Linked DNA regions of Homo sapiens: region 2 is linked to region 1. Evidence: read pairs that join two places in POLR2A ChIA-PET (ENCODE). Cell type or tissue: A673. All regions are shown on one strand. Each heading gives the region's core, and the rest is flanking DNA. Links, peaks and the distances in the headings are about the cores only.

Region 1 (4,397 bases), core at 256-4,255:
TTCCCTTCTTGCTTATTTGTAAATGCCCTCTGACAGCATGAAACCTGGCTCCCACAATTCATCTGTTTACTTATTTGTTCAACCCCAGGATAGATGTAAAGCAGTTTCAGAACTGATTACCCAAACCCCAACGAGAAAAAAATTACCAAATACAGTACAGTGTTAATGTACAGTTCCATTTATCTTTAACCTTATGTTTTCCAATTAAAATCTGGGATACATATGCAGAGCATGCAGGTTTGTTACATAGGTATACATGTGCCATGGTGGTTTGCTGCACCTGTCAACCCATCATCTAGGTTTTAAGCCTGGCATGCATTAGGTATTTGTCCTAATGCTCTCCCTCCCCTTGCCCCCCACCCCCCAGCAGGCCCCAGTGTGTGTTGTTCCTCTCCCTGTGTCCATGTGTTCTCATTGTTCAACTCCCACTTATGAGTGAGAACATGCAGTTTTTGGTTTTCTGTTCCTGTATTAGTTTGCTGAGTATGATGGCTTCCAGCTTCATCCATGTCCCTGCAAAGGACATAATCTCATTCTTTCTTATGGCTGCATAGCATTCCATGGTGTATATGTACCACATTTTCTTTATCCAATCTATCATTGATGGGTATTTGTGTTGGTTCCAAGTCTTTGCTATTGTAAATAGTGCTGCAATAAATATACATGCGCATGAGTCTTTAGCTGGAGGCATCATCCTATTTGACTTCAAACTATACTACAAGGCTACAGTAACCAAAAGAGCATGGTACTGGTACTAAAACAGACATGTAGACTAATGGAACAGAACGGAGACCTCAGAAGTAACACCACACATCTACAACCATCTGATCTTTAACAAACCTGATAAAAACAAGCAATGGGGAAAGGATTCCCTATTTAATAAATGGTGCTGGGAAAACTGGCTAGCCTATGCAGAAAACTGAAACTGGACCCCTTCCTTACACCTTATACAAAAATTAACTCAAGATGGATTAAAGATTTAAATGTAAAACCCAAAACCATAAAAACCCTAGAAGAAAATTTAGGCAATACCATTCAGGACATAGGCATGGGCAAAGACACCAATAGCAATTGCAACAAAAGCCAGAATTGACAAATGGGATCTAATTAAACTAAAGAGCTTCTGCACAGCAAAAGAAACTATCATAAAAGTGAATAGGAACCTACAGAAAGGGAGAAAATTTTTGCAATCTATCCATCTGACAAAGGTCTAATATCCAGAATCTATAAAGAATTTAAATGTATAAAAAAAAAAAGAAACAGTCCCATCAAAAAGTGGGCAAAGGATATGAACAGACACTTCTCAAAATAAGACATTTACGCAGCCAAAAAACATATGAGAAAAAAGCTCATCATCACTGATCATTAGAGAAATGCAAATCAAAACCACAATGAGATTCTATCTCACACTAGTCAGAATAGCGATTAGTAAAAAGTCAAGAAACAAAAGATGCTGGTGAGGCTGTGGAGAAATTAGGAACACTTTTACACTGATGGTGGGACTGTAAACTAGTTCAACCATTGTGGAAGACAGTGGTGATTCCTCAAGGATCTAGAACCAGAAATACCATTTGACCCAGCAGTCCCATTACTAGGTATATACCCAAAGCGATACAAATCATTCTACTAAAATAAGTTTTAAGTTACTTAGGTCAGCTCCTATTTTTCCCTAGGTCAGCACCTATTTTCCCCAGCTCCTTGAGTACAGTTTTGTCATTTGTTTTTAATACAATCAGATTCATTTGTCACAGGGTACATTCCATCCTGGAATCCCTGACATTCTGGTTGATTTTGTTGTTTTTCTACTTTAAAGTTCACTCTTGGTAATGTACAGTGCTATGGCTTTTAACAAATGCAGAGTATTATAAAAAGCAGTTCCTTCATGTTACAACTTCCTCTGTATACCCCTCATTTTTTAATTTTTATAGATTTAGGGGGTATAAATGCGGTTTTGTTACATGGATATATTGTGGAGTGCTGAAGTCTGGGCTTTAGTGTACCCATCACTCAAATAGTGAACATTGTACCCAGTGGGACATCCGCCAGCCCCTAACCCCTGGCAAACACGGATTTGTTTTCTATCCCTATGTGTTTTGCCTTTTTCAGAAGTCATAACAGTGGATTCATACAGTGTTACTTTTTTCACTTAGTAAAATGCATTTATGATTCATCCATTTTGCTGCAGGAGTCAAAAGCTCGGTCCTTTTTATCATCAAATAGTATTCCAATAGAACTTCATCTGCATATGCAAGTTATCTATTCCTCTATTGATACTGCTTCCAGTTTCTGGCAATTATTAGTAAAGTTGCTAGAAACATTTACATACAGGTTTTTGTTTGGACTCATAAGTTTTCAGTTCAGTCAGGTGTTCACACCTGTAATCCCAGCACTTTGGAAGGCTGAGATGGGAGGATTTCTTGAGCCCAAAAGTTGATACCAGCCTGGGCAACATAGTGAGACCTTGTCTCTACAAAATAAAAGAAATTAGCCGGGTGTGGTGACATGCACCTGTAGTCCCAGCTACTTGGGAGGCTGAGGTGGGAGGATCGCTTGAGCTCAGGAGTTCGAAGTTGCAGTGAGCTATTATTTTGCTACTGCACTCCAGCCTCAGTGACAAAGCAAGACCCTGTTTCTAAAAAAAAAAAAAAAAAAAAGAATTTAGTTTTTTAAGTTTTCAATTCACTTAGGTAAATACCTAGGAATGTGATTGCTAGGTAGTGTGGTAAGTCAATGTTTAAGTTTATAGGTAATTGCCAAATTCTATTCCAAAGAGGCTGCACCATTTTGTGTTCCTACCAGTGATAAATGAAAGGTCTTTTTGTTGCACATCCTCATCAGCATTTGTTATTGTCAGTTAGGGGGGTTTAATATGTTCTAATAGGTGTGTAGTAATATATCATTGTGGTGTTTATTTGCGTTTCCCTAACAACAAATAATGCTAAGAATCCTTTCATATCTTTACTTGATATCCATATATCTTCTATGATGAAGTATCTGTTCAGATCTTTTGTCCATTTTTTGTTTACTTATTGTTGGGTTTTAAAAGTTCTTCATATATTCTGGACCAAGTCCTTTTTAGATATGTGATTTGCAAATATTTTCTCCCAGTCTAAGGCTTGTACTTTAATTCACTTAACAATGTCATTCACAGAGGAAAGTGTTAAATTTTAATAAAGTCAACCTTATCACTTTTTTCTTTCATGGATTGTGCTGTTGGTGTTGTATCCAGAACTAATCACCAAACTCAAAGTCATTCAGATTTTCAGTTTTTCCTTCACAAAGTTTTACATTTTACATTTAGGTCTGTGGTCTATTTGGAGTTAATTTTTTTTTCTTTTCTTTTTTTTTCTCTGAGACAGGGTCTCACTGTCACCCAGGCTGGAGTGCAGTGGCACGATCTCGGCTCACTGCAACCTCCACCTCCCAGGCTCAAGCGATTCTCCCACCTCAGCCTTCCAAGTAGCTGAGACTACAGGCACACACCACCATGCCCAGCTAATTTTTGTATTTTTAGTAGAGACGTGGTTTCACCAGGTTGTCCAGGCTGGTCTCAAACTCCTGACCTCAAGTGATCCACCCACCTCAGCCTGCCAAAGTGCAGTATTGGGATTACAGGCATGAGCCACCATGCCCAGCCCATTTGGAGTTAATTTTAATGTAAGTTGTGAGGTATGCTGTAATTTATTTTTTATATGGACGTTCAGTTGTTCCAGTATCATTTGTTTAGAAGACTATCTTTTCTCCATTAAATTATTTTTATATATTTGCCAAAAATCAGTTGACCATATTGTGTGGATCTATTTCTGGGCTCTCTGTTCTTTTCTGTTGTTACTTTATGTCTATTCCTTTGCAAGTAATACTGTCTTTGATTACTGTAGCTTTATAGGCATTGTGAATTCTGCTACTCTATTTTTCTTCTTCAGAATGTTTTGGCTATTCTAGTTCATTTGACTTTCCATATGAATCATAGAGTCTGGGTGTCACTATGTTACCCAGGGTGGTCTCAAACTCCTGGGCTCAAGTGATCCTCCTGCCTCAGCCTCTCAAAATGCTGGATTACAGGCGTGAGCCACCACACCTGGGTCACAGGGGTGACCCAGCCTACTGAAATTTTTTTTTATCATGCAAGGGTGTTGAGTTTTGTCACATGCTTTTCTGCATCTGTTGAGATGATCATATTACTTTTATCCTTCATTCTGTTAATATGGTGTATCACATTTATTGATCTGTGCATATTGAACCATCCTTGCATCCCAGGGATAACTCCCACTTGATCATAGTGTATTATCCTTTGAATGTGCTCTTGAATTTAGTTTGCTACTATTTTGTTCAGGATTTTTGCATTTATGTTCATCAGGTATGTTGGCCTATAATTTTTTTTGTAGTATCCTTGTCTG
Region 2 (4,397 bases), core at 195-4,194, 98 kb before region 1:
CCTCCACCTATTTTTTTTTTTTTTTTTTTTTTGAGGCGGAGTCTCACTCTGTCGCCCAGGCTGGAGTGCAGTGGCGCAATCTTGGCTCACTGCAAGCTCCACCTCCCGGGTTCATGCCATTCTCCCGGCTCAGCCTCCAAAGTAGCTGGGACTACAGGCGCCCGCCACCACGCCCGGCTAATTTTGTTTTTGTATTTTTAGTAGAGATGGGGTTTCACCGTGTTAGCCAGGATGGTCTCGATCTCCTGACCTTGCGATCCGCCCGCTTCGGCCTCCCAAAGTGCTGGGATTACAGGCGTGAGCCACCGCGCCCAGCTGCCTCCACCTACTTTTGGTCGTTGTTCTTGAAGGAGAGCAGATGCTCTGCATAAGAAAAACACAATTTAGGAAGGTCCGGGGTAAAATGGGGAAAATCCTGGGCTTTTGAGTCATAGTGCTGAGTTCAGAGTTCAAATCCTGGATCCCTTGCTTTGTGTCTTTTTTTTTTTGAGACAGTCTTGCTCTGTTACTGAGGCTGGGGTTCATTGCTCACTGCAGCCTCAAACTCCTTGGCTCGAGTGATCGTCCCTCCTTGGTTTCCAGAGTAGCCAGGACTACAGGTGTGTACCACCATGCCCAGCTAGTTATTTTTTATTTTTTGTAGAGATAGGGGTCTTGCTTTGTTGCCCAGGCTTGTCTCACACTCCTGGCCCCAAGTGATCCTCCCACTTTGGCCTCTCAAAGTGCTGGAACTAAGGCATGAGCCATCACACCCAGCCCAATTTCTCCTCTGTAAATTGGAAAAGATAATGTCAACCTCAGAGGGTTGCCATGAGCAATAAAGAAGGTAATGGATGGATCACGAAGTCAGGAGATCGAGAGCATCGTGGTTAACACGGTGAAACCCTGTCTCTACTAAAAAAAAAAAAAATACAAAAAATTAGCCGGGCATGGTATCATGCACCTGTGGTTCCAGCTACTCGGGAGGCTGAGGCAGGAGAATCACTTGAATCTAGGAGGCGGAGGTTCCAGTGAGCCGGGAACACCACTGCACTCCAGCCTGGCAACAGAGCGAGACTCCATCTTAAAAAAATAAAAATAAAAATAAAAAAGAAGGTAATGGATAAGGCACAGACAGAATTGAACAAATTATAATGAAAAAAGAAACGGATAAAGTGATGTGTTAAAGATGGAGAAGTAGAGAACATACTACAGACACATGATGAGAAGAAAATTAATCACACATTCTCCCTTAATTTCAGTGGGGCAGGGGTGAGGGTGCAGACACGGCAAATGCTGAGGGATTATCTTTCCCTTACAGAGCTGATAGTCTGGTTGGAAGATGAGGCTCACAGAACTGAAGCACTGATTAAATCAGATGCCTAGAGCACTGGTTGCTGGTGCCTTTATGAACAAAGGAAATCAGAATAGAAGCCTCTCCTCTTCCAATCTTGAGACTCTAGAATTCTAGAAAAGCAAGTTTTTATGGAAGGTTTGGTTCTTGGGCTGGACCTTGAGAATGGGTAGGATTAGGATATAACCACTTAGGAAAAGTGGAAAAGTCCACGGCAATTGGTTAGGTTCAGATTATGGCGGCCCTAGAAATTCAGGCTGCCAGTTTAGCCTTGGTACAGCAGGAAGAGAGTGGAGTTGAGGAGGACAAGGAGGAGGTGAGGGGCAGGATGGGTGGTAATCTTCCTTGAGTCAGGCTTTAACTGCCTCCTCTGAGTCAGTCACCAAGTCTTGCTGATCCTCCTTGAAATGCCTTATACCCATCCCTTCTATGTATTACTTCATTCATCCAAGGAGTAAGGTTTCCAGCTGATTTGGCTGGAAGCCAGGTGCAAGGAAGTTGAAGTGCAGAACTAGTCTGACTGAAGGAAGATAGTAAATTTGGTTTTAGACACGTTGGATTTGTGGCAACAGGTGAATGTTTAGGTGGAAAAAATATAAAGTGGAACTGACTTTTTCAACATGACTGAACTTTCTACAAAAAACAATGTAAAACTGGAGAGTCTAACCAAAATCAGTTCAAGTGTAAAAAAGAAAAAATTGGACATACTTTGTCACTCTCTTGTCTTTTGAAGTGCAGTTACTATGTGGGAATGGAGTACATTTCCAGTTGGTATTTTCAGCTAGCATTGTGGGGGAACAATAAATAGAATTGTGATGGAAATGTTATTTAAGTTTTGTTGAACTAAAAAATAAATGAGTAGAAAATGGAAAATGCTGGAAAATGTGAGTAAATATTTTAGCTTTTTGGGGGTGTGGAAAACTCATATCCGTTATGTAATTGGATTCTGTGAATGGATTTATGACAAAAATAAATGATTCTGGGAGAGTTCAAAGAAAATATTTTAACTATTTGGAAGGAAAACAGAGCCTCGGAGGGGAGAACAGCTTCCCATCTGTCCATAAAAATTAGAGGAAAATTTCACCAGACCACTGAGCTTGCTATGGTCAGTCTCGAGGGCTAATCAACAAAGGAGAATTCTGAAGATGCACACACACCCTGTTTCTCAATTATTGGAGTATCCCTCACCTCCTCTCCTTTTGATTTCTCTCCCCTTACTTTTATGTCCTTCTTCTTGTGCCTTTTTGATAGCAACTCTAAAGCAGTGGTTATGAAATGGTTATACAACTTTTATTTGAGGCTGAAAGAGATGATTACGTGGTTTGGGAGGGAAAAGGAAAAGGACTGAATAAAAGGAAGTGACTGTAAGCTGTTAAGAAAGAGAAGACTGTTAATAGCAACATCTTGATGTTAAGAGACAAGCTGAAACCATCCAAGGCAGGCAGAGAACAAGGTGATAATAAGAGAAAATGTGTTTCGCAGACAAAGGAGCCGACAGCAGGCGAGAGCAGTTCAGGGAGAGAGGTGAGCATTAGGAATAGTGTGCGGAAAGGAGGCACGGATCCCTCTGAATCACACTGGGAAGCATCGGCCGTTTGAACTCCTTGGCAACTCCGACCTGATCTCAAAGTAGATTGTGAGGAATGAGAACAAAAGGAAAGTTCACTCTGAGTTCCTCTTGTCAGAGCAGGGGAAATTGCTTTGAGGCCAGCACTGAAAGATGATAATGGTACCAAGTAACAGAAAAAAAAAATCCGAAAAACCAAAAATGTGTCAGGTCACCGGGAGCTTGCCTAGCATAAAGTGACATAAAACCACCACTGACATTCTCATAGGTCCTACCACATAGTGTTGTGCAAGTCACTTCTAACCAGCACTCAGTTGGCCAAAATAAGGAAGAGAATGCCTCAACTACTCAGAATATTCGTTCACTTGACAAACAGTAATTGAGATTTCACGGTGTCATCCAGGACTATTGCTATTAATGCTGGAAGGTGCAATAGGAGCTCTTATCTTATGTCCTGTACCAGCTGGTCCTGTGAGGCCAGAAGGAACCACTGGAAAGTGAATACTGGGAAATCGATGCTGACCCTAGAAGGGCACAGGCCCGGCAGAAAATAGGTGGTGAGATTTAGGAGTGCCAAAATGCTAACTAGAAAGAACTGTGTGCATGTTTAAATTCCTTGTTATGGACTGAATGTTTGTGTCCCCACAAAATGTTTACGTTGAAGGCTGGGCGTGGTGGCTCAAGCCTGTAATCCCAGCACTTTGAGAGGCCTCAAGGCGGGTGGATCACGAGGTCAGGAGTTTGAGACCAGCCTGACCAACATGGTGAAACCCCGTCTCTATTAAGAATACAAAAATTAGCTGGACGAGGTGGCGGGCACCTGTAATCCCAGCTATTCAGGAGGCTGAGCCAGGAGAATCGCTTGAACCCAGGAGGCAGAGTTTGCAGTGAACTGAGATCGCGCCACTGCACTCCAGCCAGGGTAACAGAGTGAGACTCCATCTCAAAAAAAAAAAAAGTTTATGTTTAAATCCCAACCCCAATGTGATGGTATTCAGAGGTGGGGCCTTTGGAAGGTAATTTAGATCATGAGGGTGGAGTCCTCATGAGTGGGATTAGTGCCCTTATAAAAGAGACTCCAGGGTGCTCTCTACCCTTCTTTCCACCATGTGGAGACATGGAAAGACAAGAGCAGTCTGCGACCAGGGAGAGGGCCCCTACTAGAATTCAACCATGCTGGCTCCCTCATCTCAGACTTCCAGCCTCCAGAACTGTGAAAAATAAATTTCTTCTGTTTTAAGCCACCCAGTCTATGGTATTTTGTTATAGCAGCTTGAACTAAGACACTCCCAAGAGGAAAGACACAGCCAACTGCTAGTCTTTCTTCTCTAGGCTTAAAATTTCTCATCCATAAAATAGGTTAAATAAGATCCTGAATACCTTCCCTTTCGGCAGAGTTAGAATGGTTCTAGGAGTTATCTGGGGATCCTGCAATGGAGATGGGACAACATGGGCTCTCTTTTTTGTTGTTATTTTTGAGACAGAGTCTCACTCTGT

The links. Peaks named below come from ENCODE experiments on the same cell type or tissue, not always from the same donor. Only the 100,000 strongest peaks of a DNase experiment are listed, where the experiment ranks them.
Region 2: POLR2A ChIA-PET joins it to region 1 with 8 read pairs; 2 of 35 experiments call an interaction of 5 or more read pairs at or near these places.

The regions. Positions count from the first base shown.
Region 1 is chr3:113,992,838-113,997,234 of GRCh38, reverse strand. The region is part of intron 13 of CCDC191 (coiled-coil domain containing 191); the gene reads left to right. Among named protein-coding and RNA genes, the nearest start is that of ZDHHC23, 47 kb to the right of the region's middle. In A673, for the core only: no CTCF peak of the experiment used is centred there; no DNase peak of the experiment used is centred there.
Region 2 is chr3:114,091,150-114,095,546 of GRCh38, reverse strand. No RefSeq gene overlaps it. Among named protein-coding and RNA genes, the nearest start is that of QTRT2, 37 kb to the right of the region's middle. In A673, for the core only: no CTCF peak of the experiment used is centred there; a DNase peak (open chromatin) is centred at 1,786.